Linked DNA regions of Homo sapiens: region 2 is linked to region 1. Evidence: chromatin loops called from intact Hi-C (ENCODE). Cell type or tissue: Caco-2. All regions are shown on one strand. Links, peaks and the distances in the headings refer to the core of each region. The heading gives the core; the rest is flanking DNA.

Region 1 (15,204 bases), core at 2,869-10,868:
CCACCTGCCTTGGCCTCCCAAAGTGCTGGGATTACAGGCTTGAGCTAGTGTGCCCAGCTGTACTGTTTTATCTTTTTGAAATTTATTGAAGGTTTTTTTATTGGAAATATAAAAATATGTATTTTCTGTTTTCAGAAGCACAGAATTTGACATATATCTACCTTACTAATTATAAATTCACTATACCCTTGTTTGGCTTTCTGCATACTTTTGAGAAGAGTTAAAGTATCCCACCATTAATGTATTTCTCTCTACTTTTCTGTTGTAGACCTTGAAGGAAATTAAAATATTTTAGCCCCAAATATATTTCTTTGACATATTTTGAAATGGCTGCCCCTTGGTCAGAAAACGGAAGTGGCCTAGCAAAGCTGTCCTTTGTGGGGAAAATTTGCATCTGTAGAGAATCTCCACTAATGCAGCCCTGCCTCTCTTTTCTATTCCTTTCCCGATCCAGGAGAGACTGGCAGTCTGGCACCTTTAAAGGTGTGGAAATAAACTTTTACCATGTATTCCCTCTGAGGGAGGCTTCTCTGTACAACAAGGCCACCATTGCTAGCAAAGCCTCTTCCTTCCTTTCTTCCTCCCATAACCTGCCTTGCCACTAAATCCTGTTTTTGGACATACTCTGAGTCCGCATTGTTTCTGCAATTTCAAGGTGGTATATAAGCTTCTGTTACTTATTGGGAAATTGGGTCCGCATTCTGAAGGCTCCTGTGTATACATGTTAAATAAATTTGTACGCTTTTTCTTCTATTCGTCAATCTGCTTCATGTCGGTGATTTTTTAGCAAACCTTTAGGGGGTCAACAGCCCATGGCCTCCAACACCTTAACTTTTGCTTTAAGGGCTATGCTTATATCAATGCCATGTTATTTGTAAATAGATATTCATAACTGTTATTTTTGTGAATTTCAACCTTTAGCATATAAAGTGTCTGTGTCTTATTTAGCACTTATTCCCCCAAACTCAGTCATATTTGAATTTATTTATTTATTTATTTTACCAGAAACACGTACACTTTATTGAATGCCGTCGTAAAAAAGTGTGTGAGGATAAAGGGCTGATACAGGACTTGGCTCCGGGAGCAGGGCGAGGAATGGAAGGTGGAGTACAAAGGATACAGGTCATGGGTAGATCTCCTGGCCTCAGTGATGTCTCCTGATCTATCTATGGGCTTGGAAGATTAATACTGGGATGATGATGAGCAGAATGGTCATGAGGATGCCCAAAATCAGGGCCCAGATGTTCAGGCACTTGGTGGTGGAGGCATAGGCCTGGGCCCCAGTCACGTTGCCAACCATCTTCCTGTCCCTAGACTTCACGGAGTAGGCAAATGCTATGAAGCCCAGGCAGCAGGGGTTCATGAAGAGGGTGTTGAACAGGGACCAGACGACATGGTGGGGCACGGAGGTCTTGCTGCGGATGTGGATCACGGTGGACGTTGGGGGAGCAGGGTTGTGGGGCACCCCCAGCACAGCCACCTTGTGCTCCTCCTTGAGCATCTCATAGTTGGGGGGCTGGCCGCTGTTGACAGGAGAGAAGAAGGTTTGGACAGTGTGGTTCATGGTGTCCAGCGAAGACCAGCCGTGGTTGAGTTACTGGGATGGTTCTCAGTGGACCCTCCCTTTCCCCAGTAGTTTTGTTTTCTCCATATTTGAAATTAAGATAACAATTACTTTCGTTTGCATTAGCCTAGTACAGGTTTGCCCATTTATCTTTTTTTCTCTTCATTTTCTGTCCTTCTGAATCTATTAGTTTTAGGTTTGTCTTTGTTTTTATGGTATTGAATTATTTTTTATTTGTGGTTCTATCTGACTTTTTCCCCTTTTACTAGATGAATTAAACTCATTTACAATTATTACAATTGTTTAAAATTTTTGATATGAAAGACATGTTTGGTCATGACTATATCATGTTATTTCATGTTATAATTCATGGTTTCAAAGTTAAAAATATTTTCGTATGTGAGATGTTTTCGTATGTGAGATGTTTTTGTTGTATGTCCATTTCTTCTGATAATTATGCATGTTTGTATTTTGTCAAATGTCTGATCTTCTTTCTTTTTTTTTTTTCTTTGAGATGGAGTCTCGCTCTGTCACCCAGGCTGGAGGGCAGTGTCGCGATCTTGGCTCACTGCAACCTCCTCCTCCCAGGTTCAAGCGATTCTCCTGCCTCACGCTCCTGAGTAGCTGGGATTACAGGTGTGTGCCACACCACCAGGCCCAGCTAATTTTTGTATTTGGTAGAGACGGGGTTTACCATGTTGGCCGTGATGGTCTCCATCTCCTGACCTTGTGATCTACCTGCCTCGGCCTCCCAAAGTTCTGGGATTACAGTCATGAGCCACTGTGCCCGGCCCTGATCTTCTTTCTTTAACCACTATTATCAATGCCCTATTCTGATAATTGCTAATAATTAAATTAGTAGCTTTCTTCTTCCTTCCACCTCCTTTTTCTCTCTACAACTTCTCAATTTTTGTTAATTATATTATGTTTCTTAATGTGTATATTTGTTCTGTTTAATAACAACAATCCCACATTTATTTTAGTTTTAAGCCAATTTACCAGCAGCGCTTATGCTATCTACCCAGTGCTTTCTAGTCATCTCTGGTTTGACAACATTTGTCCATTGGTGGATTCTTCATGTGAGTTAATACAAACAATACCCTTAAGATGTTGTGTTTTCAAAACTCTTTGGCTTTATATACATACATACATATGTATGTATATAAACAAATATATATATGTGTGTGTGTTTGTTTTGTCTTGTTTTGAGACAGGGTCTCACTGTGTCACCTAGGCTGGAGTGTGGTGGTGCAACCATGGCTCACCACAGCCTCAATCTCCTGCACTCAAGCGATCCTCCCACCTCAGCCTCCCAGGTAGCTGGAACTGTAGGCATGCATCATCATGCCTGGCTAAATTTTTTTTTAATTTTATTTTTATTAGGGACAAGGTGTCACCATGTTGCCCAGGCTGGTCTTGAACTCCTGGGATCAAGGAATCCTCCTGCCTCAGCCTCCCAAAGTGCTAGAATTAGAGACGTGAGGCACCACACCACCTACCTTTATATTTAAGCAACAGTTTGACTGCATACAAAATTCCTGGGTCACATCTCTTTGCTGGAGGATTTTATTGGTATGTATACATAATGTCTTCTAAGAACAAATGCTGTGGAGAAATCTGAAATCAGCCTGTTTTTCTCATTATAAGTGATTTATTCTCTGGCTTTTAAATAATTCTTTTTGAAATCTAATAATTTTATCAGGACATAGATTGCTCTTGACTACTTGGAATCTTTTTTAGTAATATGCCATTTTACATTTTTAGACTCGTTTCCTTTTTCTCTGCAATTTTTTAAAAATTATATTTTAAATTTGTTTCCCTGTTTCCTTATTTTTTTTTTCTTTGCTTTCAAGATCTGTGGGTATATGCTTCTCACCAGTTCTGGGAAATTCACAGCCATTATCTCTTTACACATTGCCTCTACTCTTTTCTCACTATCTTTCTAATTGAAACTAAGTGTATGTTAAATCTTCTTGATGCAGAACTGCTGGGCTCCAGGCTAAACTTCACCCTCAAGCCTGGAACCTCAGTCCTAAGTGAAACAGCTGACCCCATTTTTTCCACCCAAATGATTGCTTTTTTGGCCCGCTCCACCCCCTGTCATATGCCTATAAATACCAGACCAGCTAGCAGAACAAAAGGAAGAAAAAGAGCAACCTCAGCAGCTGATGCAAGTGGTCGGGGATACAAGCTGCTGAGCATCAGGAATACATGCAGCTGAGCATCGGAAACTACAGATAGACACGGCTTCAGAGAAAGAGCAGTTTCTTCCCATACCATCCCCTTTCCAATTCCCCATCCTGCTGAGAGCCACTTTTATCACACAGTAAAATCTTCCATATACACTACCCTTCAAAAAGTTTATGTGACCTGATTCTTCCTGGACTCTGAATAAGAATTCGGGTGTCAAGAAGGGCAGGTGCAGAAGGCTGTCAGCCTGGGCTGTTAACACTTAGCCATCCACGGACTGCAGGCTGAGTGAAACAAGCCACTCCAGTTCCTGCCCACAAAGGGGGTCAAGGTCAAGACTTGACCTTGAACTATGAACTATCCTGTCTCATTCTCATCCTATCTTACATATCTTTTAACCTTTTTTTCATATTTTCCATTTCCTTGTTTCTCCCTGTGCATTCTGGATCAGTTATTTAGATATATTTTCTGGTTCACAAATTCTCACTTGAGTTATCTAATCTGCTAGTTCATCCCTCCACTGAGTTCCTACCACCACTTCCCCATCCCCGACCTCATTTTTTTTTTTTTTTTTTTTTTTTTTGTTTTGAGACGAAGTCTCGCTCTGTGGCCAGGCTGGAGTGCAGTGGTGCGATCTCGGCTCACTGCAACCTCCTGCCTCAGCCTCCCAAGCAGCTGGGATTATAAGGCGCACACTGCCACACCTGACTAATTTTTGTCTTTTTAGTAGGGATGGGGTTTCATCATGTTGGCCAGGCTTGTCTTGAATTCCAGACCGCAAATGATCCACCCTTCGGCCTCCCAAAGTGGTGGGATTACAGGCATGTGCCATCATGCCTGGCTAATTTTTGTATTTTTGTAGTGACGGGGTTTTGCCATGTTGACTGGGCTGGTCTCAAACTCCTGATCTCAAAGGATCCACACGCCTTAGCCTCACAAAGTGCTGGGATTACAGATGTGAGTCACCCCATTATATTTTTAATTCCTGGTTCTTTTTGGATTGTTTCCAAAATGTTTCTGTTCATTCCTGTTTCTAGTTGAAGGCTCACTTTTTAAATTATATACTTCTTTAAACACTTCATACACAGCTGTTTTATGTCGTATATATGTAATTATAATTCTAATACTAGAAATATTTGAGAAATCTAAATCAGTTGTTTCTGCTGACTCTCACAGTGATTGCCTTCTTGTGTGTTTGGTAATCCAGTTTGTGAGTTGATGGCTTCATCATAATCTGTGGGAGTCCTCTGTACCAAACTTGGAAAGTTCTCCTCCAGACAAGGTCGGTTTTCATTCCTGTCTGTAATGTTGAGGCTTAGAAACCAATTCCCCAAAATATGGCATGTTTACATCCTGAACTAAGAAGACTCAAGGTCTCTCTGATCTACCCACCCCTCACCAGCTCTTCCAAAGAGGCTCAAGTTCCTTTACCTGCCTAAGCTCCAGACCCACCAAGGAGAACAATAGTTTTCTTCCCTTCCCTGGGAAACCTGCCCAATTGTCCTGTAGAGGTGATGTTTATGGTTCTTTTTAATAAACATAGAAATTTATCCTCCTGGTCTTAAAACTTGAGAAAATTACATCTGTCTTATCTGAGTTGCTTTCTCAGAAAAGAAACCATCAGTCCTCCCAGACAGTATCAAGGAGCTGAAACTTACCAGATCATCACATCTGGACAAAGGGAGCCAGACGCCTCACCAATCATGACTGCCTGCTTCCTGTTGACCCCTTTCTCTTCCTTACCCCTCCCTAAAATTCCCGTTTTTCCACACATAGTTACATTTCTTCCCTGCTATACAAATCCCAAATTTTAGACAGTCAGGGAGTTGGATTTGGGACTGATCTCCCATCTCCTCTGCTGCAGCACTGGATTACAGCCTTCTTCCCTGGCAATACTCATTGTCTTAATGATTGGCTTTCTGTGAGGGGAGCAACAGGACCTAGACTGAATCTTGGGTGTTTTGGTAACATCTGTAAGACCGAAAATGTAACCACACCTAAACAGACCCTTTTTCAAGATAATGACTGACTCTCTCCAAGGATCATTTAAATTCCAAAGAGAACTACCTACAAGTTAATTTCTGTTCCCTGATCCAGTCATTCTCCCTAGCAATCATTTATTACCCCTCATCTAATCTAATCCCAAACCCTAAATCTAATAAAATACTTCTAAAATCTGCACCCCTAATGCCCTCCCACACTCAACCATTCCACTTACTTTGTAATTTAGAGAGGCCTAAATTTTGTTAAAATAGAGGCACAGCTAATAGATGTTTGTTACACTTACTTTCTTTCCCTTTGACATTTTCATCTACCAGGCATGATTACGTAACATAGTCCTTTTTTTTTTTTTTGTGATGAAGTCTTGCTCTGTCGCCCAGGCTGGAGTACGGTGGTGCGATCTCAGCTCACTACAGCCTCTGCCTCCCGGGTTCAAGCAATTCTCCTGCCTCAGCCTCCCGAGTAGCTGGGATTGCAGGCGTGTGCCACCACGCCCGGCTAATTTTTTGTATTTTTAGTAGAGGCGGGGTTTCACCATGTTGGCCAGGCTGGTCTCGAACTCCTGACCTCAGGTGATCTGCCAGCCTCTGCCTCCCAAAGTGCTGGGATTATAGGCATTGAGCCACTGCCTGGCCAACACGGTGAAACCCCGCCTCTACTAAAAATACAAAAAATTAGCCAGGCGTGGTGGCACATGCCTGTGATCCCAGCTACTCGGGAGGCTGAAGCAGGAGAATCGCTTGAACCCAGGAGGCGGAGGTTGCAGTGAGCCCAGGTTGTGCCACTGCACTCCAGCCTCGGCGACAGACCAAGACTCTGTCTCAAAAAAAAAAAAAAAAAGAAAAAGAAACAATGATCTTTAAGTCATGCAGACTGCCTTTGTATTTTCCAGAAGTTGGATCAACTGAGGAGTGCAAGCAGTTTCAATCACCAGGGAGCTCACCTCTTAAGCTGTAGGCGTAGTTGAATGATAGCCCATCATTGTTCTCTTGTTTGCTTTTCTATAATTGCTTATTGCTCAGGAGTTATGTAACAGGCAGTCACAAGCGCTATTGTGAAACCTGAGACTGATCTCTGAGATATTTTTCAGACTTTGCCTTCAGGTGAATCAACTGACACCAGCTTGAACAGTGACCGTGACTGCAACAAAGGAACTGACTCAACCGGTCCTCTGACCACTCCCCTGCAGGAAATGACTCAGCACATGAAGACAGTTTCAACACTCCTATGATTTCATCCCCCAACCAATCCACAACATCTGTTTCCTAATGCCCTACCTGCCAAATCATCCTTAAAAACCTTAGCCTCTGAATTCTTGGTGAGGTGGATCTGGGAAATGTATCCCGTCCTCCTCACTCTATTGCCTTGCAATAATCAAACTCTTTCTCTGCTGCAACTCCTGCTGGCTCAGTGTTTTGGTTTTATCTGTGCAGTGGGCAAGAACCAGTCAGGTGGTAACAGTTCTGATTGTTACTTTTGGGTGATTTCCCCTACAAAGAGGAAAAATACTAATTTTGAACCACCATATTCAATTCTTAAGGCTTCCTATATTCTTAGTGATAATGTCATTTTTGAAGATAACATATTTCAAAGTACAGTAGCTTTGAAGTATATTTGTATTTTGAAGATACATGTACTTGAAAAATTGAGTTTGGCAATGTGTTTCCACTAACATTAATTTAACAGGTAAGGCCGGGCGCAGTGGTTCACGCCTGTAATCCCAGCACTTTGGGAGGCCAAGGTGGGCAGATCACGAGGTCTAGGAGTTCGAGACCAGCCTGGCCAATATGGTGACACCCTGTCTCTACTAAAAATACAAAAATTAGCTGGGCGTGGTGGCTCGCACCTGTAGTCCCAGCTACTCGGGAGGCTGAGGCAGAAGAATCGCTTGAGCCTGGGAGGCGGAGGTTGCAGTGAGCCGAGATGGTGCCACTGCACGCCAGCCTGGGTGACAGAGCGAGACTCCGTCTCAAAAAAAAAAAAAATTTACCAGGTAAAAGTCATCTTGGTTTAAAATATTTTCACAACACTTTAATTTTTCATGTGGTTACCAGTGTGGCCTTATATCGCCAATGTTTAAAAAAATGTTATGGACTCCTGCCTCAGCCTCCCAAGTGGCTGGGACTACAGGCGCCGGCCACCATGCCTGGCTAATTTTTTGTATTTTAAGTAGAGACGGGGTTTCAGTGTGTTAGCCAGGATGGTCTCTATCTCCTGACCTCGTGATCTGCCCACCTCAGCCTCCCAAAGTGCTGGGATTACAGGGGTGAGCCACCGTGCCTGGCCAGAGGATAGTAGAAAATGAGAAGATTAATGCAGAAAAGTCATCAAAGCAGAAGGTAGATCTCCAGTCTTTGCCAACTCGTGCCTACCTGGATCAGACAGTTGTGCCTATCTTATTACAGGGACTTGCTGTGCTTGCAAAGGAAAGATGAGGAAACAGACTTGGAGAGGTTAAGTGACATGCTCAAGACAACACTGCTGGGTCTTGCTACGTACGTTGACCAGGTTGGAATGCAGTGGCGTGATCATGGCTCACTGTAGCCTCGACCTCATGGGCTCAAGTGATCCTCCCGCCTCTGCCTACCAAGTAGCTAGGACCACAGGCGAAGCCACCATGCCCGGATAATTAAAAAATAAAAAATTTATAGAAAAAAATGTTATCGAGGACTTTGAAAGTATTTCACTAAACCAAAACATAGTGATGAAAATAGTAATGTGAATATTAAAGTAGAGAATGTCACAAATATAAAAAATTAACAAGAGCCCCATTTTCACTGAGGAAATAGGTGAATATGATAATTTTATAGAAACAAGTAAAGAAAAATGTGAATAGAAGTATGAAAGTGGATATCTGAAAATGAGCAATCCAGCTACTCTTTTTTTTACACCATGTTTATCTTTTAAGTAAGTCTGTCAAGTTTTGACATGAAGTTAATGATGCTTTCATTTTGATTTTTTTTTTCTTTTCTTTTTTTTGAGATGGAGTCTCGCTCTATTGCCCAGGCTGGAGTGCAGTGGCGCGATCTTGGCTCACTGCAACCTCCACCTCCCAGGTTCACGCCATTCTCCTGCCTCAGAGTAGCTGGGATTACAGGCGCCCGCTGCCAGGCCCGGCTAATTTTTTGTATTTTTAGTAGAGACAGGGTTTCACCATGTTAGCCAGGATGGTCTCGATCTCCTGACCTTGTGATCCACCCACCTCGTTCTCTCAAAGTGCTGGGATTACAGGCGTGAGCCACCGCGCCCGACCTTCATTTTGATTTCTAACAAAACACTGAGCACTGGTAAACCAATTAAATTTTTCATTTCTAAAACAAAACAGCATAGTAAAAAATTAAATAATTCTTTTGCTAAAGTCAGAAAGAGGCCAAAACTAGATATCCATTCAGATTTGCACTTCTTATATCCTAAAACAGACAGTTCTTACTGCTGTCAAAAGGTTTGTAAAAACCTAATGTGAAATTATTCAAAATATGCTCAGAGAGAAAGCAAAACACACTGCTACTGGAAAATTACATTGTCAAGTGACTCATCTGACATTGTGTAACATTAGTAGCATTCATTATGAAAGAGGAATTACGGTCTTGTGTGCATGCTAGCAAATATCCTGTTCAGAATTGGATAAAGCCACCGACACTTGCCATCTGCCACAAAACATCCCCTATCAAGCTTGCCAACCATCTTTATCTTGCCAAATCTAATGATTTGTTCTCTATCCAAATCACAGTTAATTTCTCAGTAGTAGCTGACCATTATTTTCTTTTTGAAACACTTTCTTCTTGAAGTTTTCCTGAAGCCACACTGTTTCCCCTCTTTATCACTGGCTGCTTCTTCTCAATCTCCTTGCTAGTACCTGCCTCTTTTTTCTCCTCATCTTCTAAATATTAGGACTCTCTAGAGCTGGGTCCTTGATGCTCTTCTGTTTTTTGTGTACATTCTTTCCCTATTTAATCTCAGTCAGTCCCATAGCTTTATGACAAGCATGTTACGGATTCCCAAATGAATACCTAGAGCCCTGTTTTCTTCCCTGAACTCTGAATTCATATATCATTTGCTGCTTTATTATTATTATTATTATAGATGAGGTCTCACTACGTTGTCCAGGTTGGAGTGCAGTGGCTATTCACAGGTGTGATTGTAGCACACTGCAGCCTTGAACTCCTGGACTTGAGTGATCCTCCTGCCTCAGCCTCCTAAGAATAGCTGTGACTACAGGTGCATGCCACCCATAGCTGGCTAATTTTTAAATTTTTGTGGAGATGGGGGTCTCACTATTTTGCCCAGGCTGGTCTCAAACTCCTGAGCTCAAGCAATCCTCCTACCTCAGCCTTAGTAACTGGGACTACATCCATGTTCCACCACACCAGGCTCCAATTACATTTTGACTTCTCCACTTGGATGTTTAAAATGCTTCTCAAATTTAACATATCCTAAAGATAATTTTGTGTCTCCCCACAAAACTTGCTCTTTTTGCATTCATTGCTGTCTTAGTTAATGGCACCACCATCCATACTGTTACTTTAGCCAGAAACCTTTGAAACATCCCAATTGGTCTTTCTGATTTTCTCTGTTTCACAACTTATTCTCCACAGACAGGATACTCCAAACAGTACCCAAAGCCATTGTCTCTTATACTTTTCAATCTATAAAATATACATACATAAGAGTATATAAAATATATTATAAAGTAAATATCCATGTATCCAAACACACAGGTTTAGAACTGGAACACAATATGCAAAAGAATAATATTGGACCCCCTACCTCATGTCATATACAAAAATTAACTCAAAATATACCAAAGATCTAAATGTAAGAGCTGAAATTATAAAACTCTTCAAAGAAATCATAGGTGTAAATCTTTGTGTCCATGAATTTAGCAAGAATTTCTTAAATATGACCTCCAAAGCACAAGCAATCAAAGAAAAAAAATAGATAGGTTGGACTTCAACAAAATTAAAAATTTTCATGCTTCATAGAAACGGAACACTTTCAGGACATCATAAGACCTCTTCTTGCTCACATTTCCTCCCTTTCTGCAAAGATAAATGCAGTTCTTTGTGTGCATGTATTTGTGTGTGTGTGTGTGTGTGTATGTGTGTGTGTGCGTGATGATCATTCTCTTGCTTTAGTTTTATCTCACACTTATATCCATAAGCAATATCACCAATATTACAACCTAAACAATATAGTTTAGGTTTTACCCATCTTCAAGTTATATAAATGGAATCTCACTATTTTTTTTTTCTGTGACTTGCTGCTTTTTGGCTCAATATAATGTTTGTGAGCTTCATCTGTCCTTATGCATATAGCTGTAGCTCTGTATAGAATTTCATATATTGTAATTAATATCATAATTTATTATACTCTTTAATGGACTTTTGGGTGTTTTCAGTTATTATTAGTGCTACAATAAACACTTTGATACATGCTTTCTGGCACTTACATGCAAGAGTTTCTCTAAGATATATAACTAGGAGAATGTAGATATCAGACTGTCTAATAAACTTGAAGATGCACAGCCTTTCTTTTCCAAAATGGTTACAACCTGTTTAATGCTCTACCAAAGGGTGAGTTTCCATTGGTATTGTCAAAGTTCCTTGAGAGTGTCAGATTGTTTTTCCTACTTTTACCATCCTAGTGGCTTGTACAGTTTTTTGGGGGGAGTTTTTTGGAGACGGAGTCTTGCTATGTTCCCCAAGCTGCAGTGCAGTGGCTATTCACAGGCATAATCATACTGCACCATAGCCTTGTTAGATATGAGTTCTAAATTTCTTTTCAAAGAATTAATGTCAGTATGTTCAATTATTTGCCTTCTACTTTTAAACTTAACTTCCTCGTAAAGCTACCTTTTTCGATTACCTACTCCACTCTGACTCATTCTGGTCACCTACTCCACCCTAACTCATTCTGATTACCTGCTACCTGCCCTGCCCTGACTCCTGCCAAAGCACACACCCTGTCATTCTCTTTAAATTAGCCAATTGGAATTAGTTTAGCCTGTGAGGTCTAACCCTAGCCAATAGGGGAACCACACAGCAGCAGGGGCCACGTGTGTCAGGGATAAGAACCCCTTCCCCTCCCTTATCCAAGTGTGCGCTCACCATTGCTCCATCTGTAAGGGCACACCCTTCTATTGAAGTACCTTGCCTTGCTGAGAATTAAAAAGAAAATTTTATATTCGAGTGCTATTTCTTTTGCGGCACCGAACCTTTATATATAACAACCTCAAACTCCTGGGCTTAAGTGATCCTCCTGCCTCAGCCTCTAAAGTAGTTGGGACTACAGGCTCCTGTTACTGCCTCTGGCTTTTGTACAAGTTTTTTTGTTGTTGTTGCTTGTTTTGTTGTTGTTGTTTTTTTTTTTAGACAGAGCCTTGCTCTGTTGCCAGGCTGGAGTACAGTGGCGCAATCTTGGCCCACTGCAACCTCCGCCTCCTGGGTTCAGGCGATTCTCCTGCCTCAGCCTCCTGAGTAGCTGGGACTACAGGCATGTGCCACCACACCCAGCTAATATTTTGTATTTTAGTAGAGATGGAGTTTCACCATGTTGGCCAGGATGGTCTCAATCTCCTGACCTCGTAATCTGCCAGCCTCGGCCTTCCAAAGTGCTGGGATTACTGGCATGAGCCACCATGCCCGGCCTTGTACAAGTTTTAACATGTGGAAGTTCGTTTTTTGTTTTGTTTTTTTGAGGCAGAGTCTTGCTAGGTCACCAGGCTGGAGTGCAGTGGCGCGATCTCGGCACACTGCAACCTCCACCTCCCAAGTTAAAGCAATTTTCTTGCCTCAGCCTCCCAAGTAGCTGGGACTACAGGTGCGTGCCACCACGCCCGGCTAATTTTTGTATTTGTAGTAGAAGCGGGGTTTCACCATGTTGGCCAAGATTGTCTCAATCTCTTGACCTCATGATCCGCCCACCTCCGCCTCTCAAAGTGCTGGGATTACAGGCGTGAGCCACTGCGCCCGGCCAACATGTGGAAGTTCGAACATGTATTTCCCTGGTTGATTAACAAGACAGAACATTTTTCATATGCTTTTGACCATTTAGATTTCCTCTGTGGGGAAGTGCCTGCTTAAGTATTTTGCTGATTTTCCAATTGTGTGTGTGTGTGTGTTTTCATCATATTGATTTGCAGTACCTTTTAAAATCTAGATACACATCCTCTTCAGTTACTTGTGTTACATATATTTTCCCCAAAATTAATCTATTAAAAATGCATATCAGATCCTGTCATGTCCTTGTTCAGAGCAACCCTCCAACATTCTCCCAATTGCACTTAGCTGTAACCAAATCTCTATGATTCTCAAGGCACTATGTGATCTAGTCCCTGCCTACCTCTCTGTCTTTATCTCCTTCCCTAAGCTTCAGCAACACTGGCCTTCTTTTCCTTCCTCAATTACGTGTGTGAGACAGACTTGCACTCCCTCTTTTGCACAGTTTGGACAAGTGCCAGTTCTTAGTGAATGCTCAGTTGCACCTCTGCACTTCTGCAGGAAGTTGAAAGGCCCACCTGCAATGTTCATAACCTAGCTCTGATAAAATGTTTTCTGGCAGTTGTGCAAACCCAGGAAAAAAAAATTATAATGAAAATAACCCCACCCATAAAAAGGTAAGAGAAAATTAGGTAATATCTATTGCTAAGGCTTATATCCAATGGAAAAGCACCAATTTAAGTAGTAGACCAGATGTCACACATTAGGAGAATTAGTAAGTATAGAAGAAGCCCTGTAAGTCGGGTGCGGTGGCTCACACCTGTAATCCCAACACTTTGGGAGGCTGAGGCAGGAGAATCACTTGAGTCCAGGATTTCAAGACCAGCCTGGGCAATATATTAAGATCCTATCTCTACAAAAAATTACGATAAATAAAATAAGAAGAAGCCCTTCAGATGAGGCAAAGTCCCACCTAATCCTGGCTGCAGGTCTATTGAAGGCCACATATTCTGAGCAGCTTGAAGCCTAGGAAAACTGCATTCCTGGGAAAAAAACACCGATAGGAAATATCCCACCTGAAAATATAGGGTATTTCTCTATCTTCCATTAGAAGCTCGGTACTTAAGTTCCATACTGTTTTTTAGCAGATTAACAATAATTAAAGGTCTATTATGAAAATTTTTCACTGAATCTGACCCAGTCAAACCATTCTTATAATTCATATCAAGCTTGTCTTGTCTCAAGGTATTACATTACTATTCTTTTTTTAAATAGCAGCTTTATTAAGGTATGATTCATATACCATACAATTCACCCATTTAAAGTATATATTTTTAGTATATTCACAGAATTGTACAATTATCACCACAATCAATTTTAGAACATTTTCATCACCCCAAAAAGAAACTCTGTACCTCTAAGCAGTATATTTGCTCTTCCTTACCCACCCCACGGATTGCTAGTCCGCAGATTTCACAAGTCTGACAATTTCTTGGCAAATCTCAAGTAAAACATTGCCTCTCTAGAGAGACCACCTTACTACCCCTTTTAATTCTTCCTTGAATCTGTGGAGGATGGTGCTTGTTGTTTATAGTCATTCCTTCTCCCTTCCTCTTCTTTTTTAACAGAATCCTGATTTTGTTCAGGTATCAGATGGCCATGTGCTATAGGGGTATTCAGACTCATGCCCATCCTGAGGGATGAATTATGATTGATCTAAGTCATATCTCATTTCCCTTGGTAATGATTGGTTTAATCATAGCAAGTGCCATAGTACTGAGGATGCTGCTGTGAGTTCTTCTAGGCAAAGATTTTGTGTTCTTAACAAGAGAGATGTGAGAAAAATACAAGTACATGTTACCTGCCTCCAGGAACTTTAGTGTTCTCCTACCCTACCCTACAGTGTTATATTTCATTCAACAAACAACTGAGTGCTTAGTATGTGACAATGCATTGCTTATTTCTTAAACAGTGGCAAAAACAAATGCTTGAGAATCAGAAATATACTCAATTTTACTTTCTGTCTAACATGTCTAATGCCAATTCCAGCTGTCACATGCGTATTTCACAAGTAAAATGGAATAAGTCAAATAAGAGGCTCAAAGTAAAGCAATGAACTAGAATTTTCCTAACTTGCATCCTCAGTGCAAGGATGTATTGCTTGGACCTGCAGAGCCATCTTGAAAGCATGAGAGGAAAACTCAAGGGAATCACAGAGGTTCTGAGCAGGAATTATAATGTCATTAAGCCACTGAACAACCAACCCTGGAACTATCCTATTCTGACCTCCCTCCTCTTATTCTGACCTCCCTCCCTCCCCCGCTTCCTCTCTTCCTCTCTTCCTTCTCCTTCCTTCCTTTTCTCTCTCTTTTTTTTTTTTTTTTTTTTTTTGAGACAGTGTCTCACTCTGTTGTCCACTGGAGTGCAGTGGCACAGTCTTGGCTCATTGCAGCTTTGACCCCCCCCAGGCTCAAGCGATCCACTCACCTCAGCGTCCTAAGTAGCTGGGAC
Region 2 (15,204 bases), core at 4,666-12,665, 110 kb before region 1:
CGATCTCCTGACCTCGTGTTCCGCCTGCCTCAGCCTCCCAAAGTGCTGGGATTACAGGCATGAGCCACTGCGCCCGGCCAATTTTTTTTTTTTTTTTTTTTTTTTAAGACAGAGTCTTGCCCTGTCACCCAGCCTGGAGTGCAGTGGCGCGATCTCGGCTCACTGCAACCTCTGCCTCCAGGGTTCAAGTAATTCTCCTGCCTCAGCCTCCCAAGTAGCTGGGATTACAGGCATGTGCCACTACTTCAAGAATTGAAAAAACATACTGGTTTTTATACCTTTTGCATATTTATCTTTTTTTAAATTTTTTTAGACAGGATCTCACTCTCTTGCCCAGGCTGGGGTAGAGTGGCATGATCATGGCTCACTGCATCCTTGACCTTCTGGGCTCAAGGGATCCTCTCACCTCAGCCTCCTGAGTAGCTGGGACTAGGGGCATGCATCACCACACACCCAGCTAATTTTTTATTTTTTGTAGAGACCAGGTCTCGGCATGGTTCCCAGGCAGGTCTTGAACTTCTGCACTCAAGCAATCCTCTCCCACCTTGGCCTCTAAAAGTGTTGGGATTATAGGCATGAGCTACTGCATCTGGCCTGTATTTTTATCTTGAATACAACTACCATATCACTACTTTTATTGATTCAAGTAGTTTTTTTTTTTCTTCAAACCGGAGTCCTTGGGATATACAGGCATAAATCTTTTTTTTTTTTTTTTTTTTTTTTTTTTGAGACGGAGTCTCACTCTGTCACCCACACTGGAGTGCAGTGGCACGATCTCGGCTCACTGCAAGCTCCACCTCCCAGGTTCATGCCATTCTCCTGCCTCAGCCTCCCGAGTTGCTGGTACTACAGGTGCCCACCACCAAGCCCAGCTAATTTTTTGTATTTTTAGTAGAGATGGGGGTTTCACCGTGTTAGCCAGGATGGTCTCGAACTCCTGACCTCATGATCCGTCCGCCTCGGCCTCCCAAAGTGCTGAGATTACAGGCATGAACCACAGTGCCCGGCCGCATAAATCTTATAATCAGCTGAAAGATATCATTTTATCTTTTCTTATCCAATATATATACCAGTTGTTTAACTTTTTTGTATTATGTATTCTATGTATTTATCATAATATTTAAAATAATATAGTTCCACGTTCTAATAGTCCATCATTTAAAACAGGAAAAAGAAGAAAATCATATAAAGGGAAAGATTGATAAATTGTATTATATTAAAATTAAGAACTTCTGGTTTTCAAAAGATACCACAATGAAAATGAAAATATAAGCTACAAACTGGGAGAAGATATTTGGCACATAATTGACAAAGAATTATAACTGAGAAAAACATAACTAACTTCTACAAATAAGTAAGAAATACCAAACAACTCAGCCGGGCACAGTGGCTCACACCTGTAATCCCAGCACTTTGGGAGGCTGAGGTGGGCAGATCATTTGAGGTCAGGAGTGGGAGACCAGCCTGGCCAAGATGGTGAAACCCTGTCTCTACTAAAAAAATACAAAAATTAGCCAGGTGTGGTGGTATGTGCCTGTAATCCCAGCTACTCAGGAGTCTAAGGCACGAGAATCACTGGAGCCCAGGAGGTGGAGGTTGCAGTGAGCCGAGATCACCCCTGCACTCCAGCCTGGGCAATGCATCGAGATTCTGTCTCAAAAAAAAAAAAGAAAAAAATAAAGAAATACCAAACAACCCGTGAGAAAAATGGAAGAAAAACACATACATACATTTCATGAGTATACAACCCACAGAAACACGAACAGAAGCACAGTCTCACTACTTAACAGGGAAAGGCAAATTCAAACCATAATGAGATAATTTTATACCCACCATATTGCAAAAAAAAAAAAAAAAAAGGAGTTAAGTTTGACACAATCAAAAGATGGCAAGGATGTGGAGCAATAAGCAACCTTACACACGGCTGATAGGACTCCAAATTGGTGTATTGATTTTGGAAACCAATTTGGCATTATCTAGAACACCTGAAATGGATGTGCCCTATGACTCAGAAATTCCATTTACTGGGCATGTGCTCAGGAGAAACTCTTACATGTGGGCGCAATGAGGCAAACAAGAATGTTCAAAGCTATATTATGTATCATAACAAAAAACTAGAAACAGCCCTTATGTTCTCAATTAGAATGGACAAACAAATCCTGATATAACAAAATAATAAAATACTGAAAGCAATGAAAATAAACTACATCTACATGAATTAAAATCTATACATTTCATTGACATAATGTTGAGTAAGAAAAGAGCTAGCTGCCAAAAATATATTTATAATGTTGGTTTCATTCATATTAAGTTAAACGTGTAAAAATAAAAGTATATGTTTAAAACTATATGTTTTAAGGATACATGTGTATTTGATTAAACTATGATTAAATTAAATTAAACTTGATTACAGAATGAGGAAAACTATGGTTGGAGAAATTTGCAGGCAGGATCAGGGAAGAGTCTACAGCGTATTTCTTAAAACTAGATATTTCTTGCCTTGACATCTCAGCAAACAAACAAAACTGGGTATTTCTTAAACTAGGTGGTGGGTACACTGGTGTTCATTTGATGGTTATTGTCTATACTACTTGTTATTAAACTTGGCTGCAATTGGGATCGCCTAAAGGGCTTAAAAATAATACCGATGCCTCACTCCCACCTCAGAGATTTTGATTTAATTTCATGAGGTCTGGCAAATATTATCCTAAATGGAAACCCTAAAGATTCCTTAAAATGTATTACTCTAAAGATAAATGGCCTCATTCCTGATGTTTTTTAAAACTTTTCATTTTGAAATAATTTCAGACTTACCTCAAAGTTTCCAAAATAGTAGCGTTCCTGTAGTATCTTTTACCCAGCTTCCTCTAGTGTTAACACTTACGCAACCTAGTACAATGATCAAAACCGGGAAATTAACATTGCTAAATACTGTTCTTCAGCCGTTATTCAAATATTGCCAGTTTTCCCACTAATGTTCTTTCATTGGTCCAAGGTCTAATCCAGGATCTTACATTTCTCTAAGCCATCATGTCTTCTTAGTCTATTCCAATCTGTGACAGTTCCTCAGTCTTTCTTTGTCTTTCATGACCTTAATACTTTTGAGGACTGCTGATTAGTTATTTTACAGAGAGTAGCTGAATTTAGTTTGTCTGATATTTTCTTACAATTAGATTGAGGTTATGCATTTTTGGCAAGAATTCCACAGCAGGTATGTTGCCCCCTTCTTGGTGCATTATGTAAGGGATTATATTATGTTGATATATCTCATTACTGGTGATATTAACTCTGATCACTTAGTTAAGGTGGTGTCTATGAATTAATCAAGTTATCAAATCTCTCTTATTTCATTCTCAAAGGAAAACTCATCAATTATTGAGGACCTCTGACTGTCACTCTAATGCATGAATAAAGAGGTGCTGGATTAAAATACATGGGCATACAGACATACATGCACATATGTGCACATACAAATTAAAGACAAGATATTTCAACTCCATTATATTCATCAGTGATATGGTTTGGCTGTGTCCCCACCCAAATTTCATCTTGTATTGTAGTTCCCATAATCCCCACGTGTCATGGGAGGGACCCTGTGGGAGGTAATTGAATCATGAGGGCGGTTTCCCCCGTGCTGTTCCCATAATAGTGCGTTCTCATGAGATCTGATGATTTTATAAGGGGCTTTCCCCGCTTTTGCTCAGCACTTCTCCTCGCTGCTGCCATGTGAAGAACGAAGGTTTTGCTTCCCCTTCCACCATGATTATAAGTTTCCTGAGGTTTCCCCAGCCCTGCGGAACTGTGAGTCAATTAAACCCCTTTCCTTTAAACTACCAAGTCTCAGGCAGTTCTTTACAGCAGTGTGAGAATGGACTAAAACAGTCAGTTATTACCACAATAATGCTTCATAACACACCTCCTATGTCTCAGACTTACAACAACAAGTTCATGGATCTTTGCATGGGCTGGAGCAACCTTGCTTTAGGCTATAGGGTGCCTGAGTGTGGCTCTAGGCTTCTACTTGGGTTCAGGACTGCTCAACATGTTTCCTCAGTTCTTTGGACCAGCAGCTAACTGGGGCATGTCCTGTAAACTTTTTGTCTTGAAATAATTTTAGACTTACTACAGTGTTTCCAAAATAGTACAGAGTTCCTGTATATCTTTTACGCAGCATTCCCTGGTGTTAACATCTTACACAATCACAGTACAGCGATCATAACCGGGAAATTAACATTCATACAATACTATTCTTCAGCCATTATTCAAATATCGCCAGTTTTCTCACTCAAAGGAAAAACTCCTAAATCTTCGTTAAAAAAATCACAGGAACAACTGTGTGCAGTGGCTCATGGCTGTAATCACAGCATTTTGGGAGGCCAAGGCGGGCGGATCACGAGGTCAGGAGTTTGAGACCAGCCTGACCAACATGGTGAAACCCCATCTCTACTAAAAATACAAAAATTAGCCCTGCGTGGTGGCACGCACCTGTTAATCCCAGCTACTCAGGAGGCTGAGGCAGGAGAATCGCTTGAACCCAGGAGTTGGAGGTTGCAGTGAGCTGAGATGGTGCCACTGCACTTCAGCCTGGGTGACAGAGCGAGACTCCATCTCAAAAAAGAATAAATAAATACATACATAAATAAATAATCGCAGGAACATATCGGAAATTATTGTCTCTTGAAGCAAGAACTGTCACACCGTTCCTTCAACTCATAGTTCTTTTCTTTTTTTTATTATTTGTTTGTTTGTTTGTTTGTTTGTTTTTTGAGACGGAGTTTTGCTCTTTATTGCCCAGGCTGGAGTGCAGTGGTGTGATCTCGGCTCACTGCAACCTTTGCCTCCCAGGTTCAAGTGATTCTCCTGTCTCAGCTGCCCAAGTAGCTGGGATTACAGGCGTCCGCCACCATGCCCGGCTAATTTTTTGTATTTTTAGTAGAGATGGGGTCACACCATTGTTGGCCAGGCTGGTCACAAACTCCTGACTTCAGGTGATCCACCCGCCTTGGCCTCCCAAAGTGTTGGGATTATAGGCGTGAGCCACCATGCCCGGCCTCAACTCATATTTCATTAGTCAAAGTAACTCACAGGAAATACATCCCTTCCCTAGTGGGGAGAACTGCAAAGTCACATGGCAAAGAGTATAAAGGTAAAATTTGGATACAGAGTATGAAAAACTAAGAATAGTCATGTGATCTACCTAACTGACCTTGTGTTTTTTCAAAAGTGACAAGTTGTGAATAGTGTTGCAACGAAAAGATAAATAAAATCAAGTGACATGATCTTTGACATACAGTAGTCGCCCCTAAAGTAATTGGAGAAAAACATGTGTTTCTTACGGTGAGGATAGATCTAAGGGCTATGGCTAGATTAAGAGAGTACTAAAAGAACCCTCGGATAGTCACATAGTTTAACATAATTTAGTCATCCCTTCTCTCTGTTAAACTTAACTTTTTCTCAGTACACCTAAAATAATTTCAAAAAGATATGTTCTTCCTCACCTACTTCTAACTTGTTTCAAAGAACATAATTTGAGGCATAATGTAAATATTGACTTTTAAAAATAGAAGTTATATTACTTTTTCTGGCCGGGTGTGGTGGCTCACGCCTATAATCCCAGCACTTTGGGAAGCTGAGGTGACTGGATCATGAGGTCAGGAGTTGAAGACCAGCCTGGCCAATATGGTGAAACCCCGGCTCTACTAAAAATACAAAAAATTAGCCAGGCGTGGTGGCGTGTGCCTGTAGTCCCAGCTATTCGGGAGGCTGAGGCAGGAGAATCGCTTGAACCCAGAAGGCGGAGGTTGCAGTGAGCCGAGATTGTGCCATTGCACTCCAGCCTGGGCACCAGGGTAAGACTCTGTCTAAATAAATAAATAAATAAAAACAGACGTTATATTACTTCTTAAAGTGTATCTACCAAATCTAATTAGCATAGGGTTTTGGTATATTCCATCATTCATCATACAAGAGAGAAAATAACACTCTTCTTCAATAGACAGACATTTTATATAATTTATTTTATCTTTGAAAAATTTTTCATTCCTTTTCCTCACAAAATTTGATTTTAATATGTGTTCAAAAGTCTTTTATTAATCATCTTATCATATTTCTCTGAGCAAAAATGTGTCTAAGAATTGAAATTATTTTAAATTGTTTTTATTTCCTGTCATCTTAAAGTTCTTTTTTTTTTTTTTTTTGAGGCAGAGTCTCGCTCTCTTGCCCAGGCTGGAGTGCAGTGGTGTGATCTCCACTCACTGCAAGCTCCGCTTCCTGGGTTCACGCCATTCTCCTGCCTCAGCCTCCCAAGTAGCTGGGACTACAGGCACCCGCCACCATGCCCAGCTAACTTTTTGTATTTTCAGTAGAGATGGGGTTTCACAGTGTTCGCCAGGATGGTCTCGATCTCCTGACCTCGTGATCCGCCCGCCTCGGCCTCCCAAAGTGCTGGGATTACAGGCGTGAGCCACCGCACCCAGCCGATCTTAAAGTTCTAAGTGGTCAATGTTTCTTCTGGATTAAATGATCACTACAGTTATTAGTAATAAACAAACAATCACAAAAAGTAAATACACTTTTAAAAAATAATTGTTAAGCATTGTAAGAGAAACAATTCTCAGAGAATTGAAACTCTTGGTCCAGGTCCAGGGACACCTGGGAAGCTGACCCTGAATTTACTTTCTTGCAAAATTAGTTCTCAAAATGTACTAAGTTACGGTAAGTGTAGAATGTTGTGTGGACCATGCTTTTTCCACCTGAAGTGTATCTGGTTGTTGGGGCTATTTGTTGTATAACCTTTCATTGAGGTGCTACAGCTGCTCCCAAAGAATGTTATTTATGGCCGGGCGTGATGGCTCACGCCTGTAATCCCAGCAACTTGGGAGGCCGAGGCAGGCAGATCATGAGGTCATGAGTTTGAGACCATCCTGGCCAACATGGTGAAACCCCGTCTCTACTAGAAATACAAAAATTAGCTGGGCATGGTGGCATGAACTTGTAATCCCAGCTACTCAGGAGGCTGAGGCAGGAGAATTGCTTGAACTCGGGAGGTGGAGCTTGCAGTGAGCCAAGATCGGGCCATTGCACTCCATCCTGGGCAACAGAGTGAGACTCTGTCTCAAAAAAAAAAAAAGTTATTTATTAAGTTATACACACCCTGAGGAATGATATGACTAATAAGTTATAAAAAGTCAAAGAGCAGATAGTAGAAGAGCTTCCCAGTGCCAAGGTGGTCCATCTTGCTTTACCTTCATCCCTTGTAACTGAGCATGACCCATGAAATGATAAGCTTGGAAACTGTGCCTGGGATATTGCAAGGCCTTTTGCTCAAAGCAGTGCTTGCTTGGATGCTGAACTACCTGTCCTGCATCCTTTGAATAAAATAAGTAAACTGGTATTGAAACTGTGTCGTTTTGATCTGGGCGCAGTGGCTCATGCCTGTAATCCCAGCACTTTGGGAGGTTGAGGCTGGTGGATCACCTGAGGTCAGGAGATCGAGACCAGCCTGGGCAACATGGCAAAACCCTGTCTCTACTAAAAATACAAGCCAGGCATGGTGGCGGGCGCCTGTAATCCTAGCTACTTGGGAGACTGAGGCAGGAAAATTGCTTGAACCCGGGAGGTGGAGGTTGCAGTGAGCCGAGTTTGTACCATTGCGCTCCAGCCTGGGCAACAAGAGTGAAACTCCATCTCAGAAAAGAAAAAAGAAACTGCGTTGTTTTGTTAGTCTTTCCATCAATCCAGGTTTGTATCAAAAGTGGCGATTGATTCCGGTGCTTTGGGAGTGATGAAAAAGAAAAATTAAATTAAAAATAAAGTGGCAATTGATACGAAGACCTCTGACCCCGTAGAGGCAAAAAACCCTTATGTTGTAAGAAGATGAATAGGGAACAAATAATTTTGATGCCTGAAAGATTGCTTAACCATCATGTTGTTTGATATGACTCCATCCAAGAATTGCTCTTATCAGTGAAATTTAAAAAAACATTGATCTAATTCACTAAGAACTGATTAAATGGGTTGAAAAAAGAGAAGCAAGCAGTGCAGGGAAAAGCTAGAAATACTATCCCATGTTCGTTTCTTATGGCTTTTTTGGAAATGAAAGCATTGACAAAGAGAAGGGAAAGGAAAGCCAAGAGCTCTAAGCCTAGCAAAATCTGATCTTCATAGCTTCCCTAGTACCTGTGAGGGAAAGGGAGGGACAACATAGTTAAATCACACTGCCATCCCACTGAGATCCCTCCTTAATCAAACTAGCCCAGATCCCAATAGGGGCATGCAAGGCGTTACAGAGGACAAGCATTATAGTATAAAGAAGTTGAGTAATTTTGTTGAAAAATAACAGCAACTGCTTAAGAAATCCTTGTGATCTTGGATCCTTAGATAAAATGATCAGGATGCCAAAAATGTAATTGTGGATTCTGCATAATGAAGCAGTTTGCATGGAATAAGCATCTATATTATGGAAACAAATTGTATCTAATGAGTCCTTCTGTCATTCCTGAACTTAACACTAATAGCTGAGTTAGTGGGTGCTCCAATATGGAAGTAAAACATTACTGGAAATACTTATTTTAGTGAAATGGATGTCGTATGGATGCTCATGACTTTTTAATAAAATGCACAGGGTTCAGCATCAAATCCATGTAAACCTTTGGCAATGGGACCAGGCGTGGTGGCTCACGCCTGTAATCCTAGCACTTTGGGAGGCCGAGGCAGGTGAATCACCTGAGGTCAGGAGTTCGAGACCAGCCTGGCCAACATAGTGAAACTCCATCTCTACTAAAAATACAGAAAATTAGCTGGGCGTGGTGGCAGACACCTGTAATCCTATCTGCTCGGGAGCCTGAGGCAGGAGAATCACTTGAACCTGGGAGGCGGAGGTTGCTGTGAGCTGAGATCGCACCATTGCACTCCAGCCTGGGCGACAGAGCGAAACTCCATCTCAAAAACAAACAAACAAACAAACAAACAAAAAGGTTGGCAATGTTGAACTTTACCTGAGCATCATACTCCTGGAAAATAGCAATAGTTTAAAAATCCCTCCACTCTTTTGCGGTCCTGAAAATGGCTTACTGCAAAAATCCACCCTTCCCTATATGATTTAGATAAGACCAATGGATGACGACCCCCTTGTTTACCTAAGACAAAGACAACACAGGCTCTCCAAATTCCCATTATTTTATCTCATAAATGATTAGATGAACTGTTTGCACTGACCAGTCTGGACAAAATACCTGCTAATCTGACCTGACCAAACTCTAGTTAGGCTTCTCTTTTCCCCTGAGGCCCCTGAACTTTGGCCTACTGTTGAGTTTAAACAAGCATTGGAATGTGGAACAACCTCCTTAATGACCCTTCCAGAATTGGCTGACTGCAAAGAAAAATTGTCCAATGTGCCACTCTCTGATTCCATTTCCCCCATACTCTGTTCCTTCTAACCTTGTTTGCTCCAGTGGAGTATTCTTTCACAATAGCTTTCCCCCTGCCACCCCCATTACATAAGTCTTTTTGAAAAAGGCCTTTCTTTATCTAAGTATGGATTTGTTTTTATTGGACTCCTTGTAGCATAAATAGGTAGAATGGAATAGAAGGGGTTTTATTATAGTGATTTCATTCAATTATTTGAACTCTTTCTGAAGTATATGCCAAAACCCACATAGTTACTGATTATCAAAAGTTGATTTTTAATGAAATTTGGTATGTCAACTTTCTCAGCTCTCTTTCAATTTTGTTGAAAGCAAAGAATTGGGAAACATCTAACTTGCAAAAGATGCATTACTCCATCATCAGAGTCATCCACTTCCTCACTGGCCAGCACTGATATTTAGAAATGTATCTTTCCTGGAGCCCTGGAGGTTCCTCCTCCCATAAGCAATGCACCATAGTGGGTGTATATCAGTAGCAGGAGCTTGGATATAAATGGGGAGCTGGAAGAGTAGGACTGGGTAACATCTGAGAGCTAGCATGATAGAAGATCTCTTTTAAGAAAAAGCATAGACAGAAGTTGAGAATCTAGAAACTCATTTTCTAAAAACTAACTGCCAATGGTCCATTCTCTGTCTTCATCAGAGCTGCCATTTTGCTGTTGCCACTTGCTAGTGTTGAAAAAGCCTCCTGCTTCAGGTTCACTATCAGCATGAATGAAGAAAAGGTGGCCAGATTTCAGGCTCAGATCCAGAATGGTGATAAGGGTACCTTCCCTTACAGAAAGAAGATAACATATAGAATAGCAACAGCTGATGTCAAAAAGCCTCTTTTCTTTTTTAAAATAGCGGTGAGTAACTATTACTGGAATGGAATAGATAAACCTAAATAGAGGTAAAGGGGTAATCCCAGGACTCAGGCTTGCCTCTCTTATAGCATTATAATTACTCATCATGCAAAAGCCAAAACAGTGTCAGCAATGCTCCCTGGAATATTAAGGTAGCTGGGCACTGACAATGTTACAAGTTCTAGGAAGTTAGCCAAATAGTCTTTCTCGTAGCAAGTATTGAATAGCAAAACATGAAAAGTAGGAGACTAGTGGCTCTGTCCTCAATTACTGGCTTCGCGTTTCCTTTATTATTTTTTGGATTTTAAGCTTGCATACACTTACTAAATAATTGCATGTCAATCTTATCCCGTGTCCTAACTCTTCTTACTAGCACTGCAGAATTCTGTCTTTTCAGCAAGGTTGAAATTGTGAATGCCCTTTTTGTCCCTAACAACTATGTCAAGATATAATTCACATGCAATACAATTCACCCATTTCAATATATTTTGGCTAATTCGTTATTCATTTACAAATTGTGGTAAAGTATGTATAACATAAAGTTTGCCATCTTGGCTTTTTTAAGTGTATAGCTTAGTGGTATTAATGAATGATATTCACAATGTTGAGCAGCCACCACCACTATTTACTTCTGAAACTTCAACATGCCCAAAATAAACTCTAATTATTAAGCAATAACTCCCCAACCTCTGATAATCTCTAATCTACTTTTGTTACTGGAAAGGGGTCCTGATCCTGACTCCAAGAGAAGGTTCTTGGATCTCGTGCAAGAAAGAACTCAGGGCGAGTCTGTAAATTAAAGTGAGAACAATGTATTAAGAAAGTAAAGGAGTGAAAGAATGGGTACTCTATAGACAGCAGCCCCAAGGGCTGCTGGTTGCCCATTTTTATGGCTATTTCTTAATATGCTAAACAAGGGGTGGGTTATTCATGCCTCTCATTTTTAGACCATATATAATAACTTTCTGACGTTGTCATGGCATTTGTAAGTTGTCATGGCACTGGTGGGAGTGTAGCAGTGAGGATGACCAGAGGTCACTCTTGGTACCATCTTGGTTTTGGTGGGTTTTAGCTGGCTTCTTTACTATAACTTGTTTTATCAGCAAGGTCATTATGAACTGTATTTTGTGCTGACCTCCTATCTCATCCTATGAATCAGAATGCCTTAACTGTCTGGGAATGCCACCCAGTAGGTCTCAGCCTTATTTCACCCAGCCCCTTTTCAAGATGGAGTTGCTCTGGTTCCAATGCCTCTGACATTTCCCACCTTCCTTTTATAAGAGAACCCTTAATCCTAAGGGCTGCAGAGGGACAAAGATCCATTTTCTGTAACTTCTTTATGCTGAATAGGGGCAATGATATTCCTGCCTAACTATTAGGGTCTTTTGTGTTTACGGTAGAGAGGAGCTTAGTTAGAAAGCATTGGCCTGGGCGCAGTGACTCACGCCTGTAATCCCAGCACTTTGGGAGGCCGAGGTGGGCAGATCACCTGAGGTCAGGAGTTTGAGACCAACCTGGCCAACGTGGTGAAACCCCGACTCTACTAAAAATACAAAAATTAGCCAGGCGTGGTGGCGGGTGTCTGTAATCCTAGCTATTCAGGAGGAAGAGGCACGAGAATCACTTGAACCAAGGAGGCGGAGGTTGCAGTGAGTTAATATCGCTCCACTGCACTCCAGCCTGTGTGACAGAGTGAGATTTTTGTCTCAAAAAAAGAAAGAAAGAAAGAAAGCATTGGTATGTTGAGGGCCATTTATAACTTTTGAGTTCCAACAAAAGGTGATATTTGGAAGATTAATAAGTGTTTAAGAAAACATTGAGTAAGCTTATTTTGCATTGCTATACAAAGAGTACAACAGCAATATATTTCACCACACTAAAACAACATAAGCAAAATTATCCCAACTTAACTAAGTTAGAAGGCTTTCTATCAACTGGGCAAGTGTTAGAACCAAGCTGATAGGGGGTTGCTAGATGATTCCAGTATGTGCCCAGAATTAGATATTGATTCAGATTTTGACATTACCCATCCTCTCATTTCTTTTGAGCAGCAGTTAGAGATTACTGGTTGATTTACAGGAATAAGCAGAGTCAGTTTAATTTGCAGGGAAAAAAAATTTAAAGCAACTGATGAGACTAGAATTTAATAACAAGTGTACCACAGTTCTTGAAACATTAAGTTTTCTGTCTCCAGTTTCCCATTTTTATTAAAGACAAATTATGGTAACACCAACTTGCTTTATTATACTTGGCCTGATTGTTTGCATAAAGTGTAGCAAGAATAATTATTTTTCACATAAGCTTTTTGTAAATTGGAACTCTGTTCCATAGAAGGAATCTTAGATAAGATTTTTTTAGATCCGAGCCCTGCCATTGGTTTGTATGCTTAAATACCTATGAGCTAGGTAAATTCCTCTCCTCTTGAGGTTCCAAGATAACCTGGGGCTTCTGGGCCTGTTAGAAAGTGACATTCTTTACTTATCACAGGTCAGAAACCCTGTGCAGGGACTGTGTAGGCAAGGTATGAGGCCAGTTCTCCCAAGGGACTTGTATTGGCCCTATAAGTTAAATTTAATTCCTTAAAGGAAAACACACCATTCCAGTTAAAGCCTTGGTAAAATAACCAGTTTTTCCAATTGCATCCTGTTACAAAAGAAAATGGATTTTTATTGCACTTATGCAAATAACTATATTGCCATAAATTAAGAATACTTACAAATAGTTTCCATATTTTAGAGAAATCTGGTAGAGAGAAACAAATATGATCCACGTTTTGTTTACAGGAGTATACTTAATTGTTAAAAGCTGTAAATAGCTTCTATTAGTTTAGTCCATGCAGTTAATTCCTGTTTGATATTTATGAACATTTCAGCTTTCCGTGAGTCCGAAAGTTTTTTCCTGTATTTTAATATTACAGTGTTCAAAGGTATTAGAAACCTGAATTTAAGAGCACCTGTTAGAGTCCTATAGCTGATTATAAACCATTTTTTTAAAGAGGAATAAAACAACAAGTGTCCGTGGATGACAAAATGTCTTAGGACAGTCACAGTTAAAAACACAATTGACAAAGAAATTTGGTTACCTCTGTGGCATACAATGATTTTATGTAACAATTATAATTATTAATAATATACACTAAGTTATATTAGAATTATTTTGGAACACATACCAATAACATATTTATACAAATATAGCCCAAAGAAGCTAAACATTATTTTATATTTGACAGTGCTTCTTGTATGATTTTTATATAAAATAAGCCAAATGTCACTTTTACATTAGTGTACTATTACTGTCAAACCCAGTTTTTAATAAAACCTTATAGACAAATGTATTTAATCAGTTTGACCATAAGGTAAGATTTTTATAAACCTCTTTTATAACTACCTTTACAATATTTGTTAAAGAGCAGAGTAAAAGCAGGTTTTTGCTTTAAGAAAAACCTGTTGTGCTTTTATTCCAATGTTTAGTTTAAAACTGAATAATACCCCTTTAACTTTAGCCAATCTGTTCACACATAGATTTTTTTTATAATTAATTTTTTTATAAAACGTTTACAACTTGTTTAAACCTTTAGAATTTTCCTATTTCACTTAAAGCAATCCTTTAACCCTTTAGGCAAAAAAAATACATGCCCATGCCTTTTTATAATTTTTTACTAAAAACAAAGTTTACTTTTCTTACACACCTTGCATGTAAAACTGTTTCTTCAGTAGTCACAAATACATGTTACACTGTTAACTCTTAGTGACTTTAACTTTTGGTGAAAACCTTGGTAAGTTCAGGGTTTTAATTAGGTATGGAGCCGAGGACAGCAGACAGAAGTGCAGATAAGGTCTGATTTTTTTTTAGCATTTACGTGTCCCAGGCCTTACCTAGCTGTAAAGCAGGAAAGTTTTACAGTTACAAGTTATAGTGGCATTTTATGACACATTTAGGAAGCCTAATTACCTTTAAATTGTACAACATTTTTTGCATAAATTATTTTCATATTTTTATGACTTACACAGACCATTTATGACATGCTTGGACTTTCGGACTTGTCCTAAACATACCTCTTGTCAAACAACCATTTTACTTTAGAACAAGAATTTACCATACAAGATCCTTTGTTATATAAAATCTTTTTCTTTATAACCTTCTTTGTATAGCTAGGGGGCATGGCTAATCCCATATATCCCCAGGCCTTATCTAGAATTTAATGCTTTAAAATGAATTGAGGCTGGGCATGGTGGCTCAGGTCTGTAATCCCAGCACTTTGGGAGGCCAAGTGGGGCGGATCACTTGAGGTCAGGAGTTAGAAACCAGCCTGGACAATGTGGTGAAACCCTGTCTGTACTAAAAATGCAAAAACTAGCCAGGCATGGTGGTACGTGCCTGTAATCCCAGCTACTTGGGAGGCTGAGGCAGGAGAATCACTTGAATCTAGGAGGTAGAGGTTACATTGAGCTGTGATTGTGCCACTGCACTCCAGCCTGAGCAACAGCATGGAACTCCATCTCAAAAATAAATAAATAAAATAGAATAAAATAAATTGAACAATTTGTAAAAGTCAAAGAAGCAGTTTATGACCTGCCACTCTGCTTAGCACCCAATATCAAACTGGCAAGGCTCAAACTTGCCCCCTGTTGGGCCCCATCATCATTAATCCAACCTCTGACCAGAGAGTTTTGACTTGTGATCTCTGGGAAAGATGGTTACCCTGAGTAATAGAAAAAATAAGAAAGGGAAAGGAGAGAGAGAAAAGCCTTGCCTGTGGCAGGATGGGGAAGGTGAAGATCTCAGGGAGTTGAGAGAAAGACCCACCCATTCCAGCAACACTGAATCAAAAGTTCAGGTGGCCGCTTGTCAGCTGTGAAGGGATATTTTTCAGCAGTCCCATCAGCTCTCAAGTTTCCCCTTTTAGGGAAGAAAAAGCTCCCCATGTCCCACGA

What was found. Hi-C counts contacts between places; a loop is a spot of excess contacts. Peaks named below come from ENCODE experiments on the same cell type or tissue, not always from the same donor. Only the 100,000 strongest peaks of a DNase experiment are listed, where the experiment ranks them.
Region 2: a loop joins it to region 1, with 2.7 times the contacts of the local background. A loop is called at or near these places in 2 of 110 quality-filtered maps.

What each region holds. Positions count from the first base shown.
Region 1 is chr12:31,741,080-31,756,283 of GRCh38, reverse strand. It overlaps LOC105369724 (a long non-coding RNA gene), which reads left to right. Exons shown (of 4, transcript XR_931501.3): 2 at 2,948-3,136; 3 at 4,931-5,036; 4 at 6,846-7,151. It also overlaps the pseudogene IFITM3P2. Among named protein-coding and RNA genes, the nearest start is that of AMN1-AS1, 19 kb to the right of the region's middle. RefSeq lists enhancers at 6,308-6,892, 6,755-7,049, 6,901-7,080, 7,101-7,170, 6,893-7,478 and 1 more and a silencer at 13,108-13,197. In Caco-2, for the core only: no CTCF peak of the experiment used is centred there; a DNase peak (open chromatin) is centred at 6,893.
Region 2 is chr12:31,848,339-31,863,542 of GRCh38, reverse strand. No RefSeq gene overlaps it. Among named protein-coding and RNA genes, the nearest start is that of LINC02422, 31 kb to the left of the region's middle. RefSeq lists an enhancer at 3,535-3,774. In Caco-2, for the core only: no CTCF peak of the experiment used is centred there; a DNase peak (open chromatin) is centred at 9,292.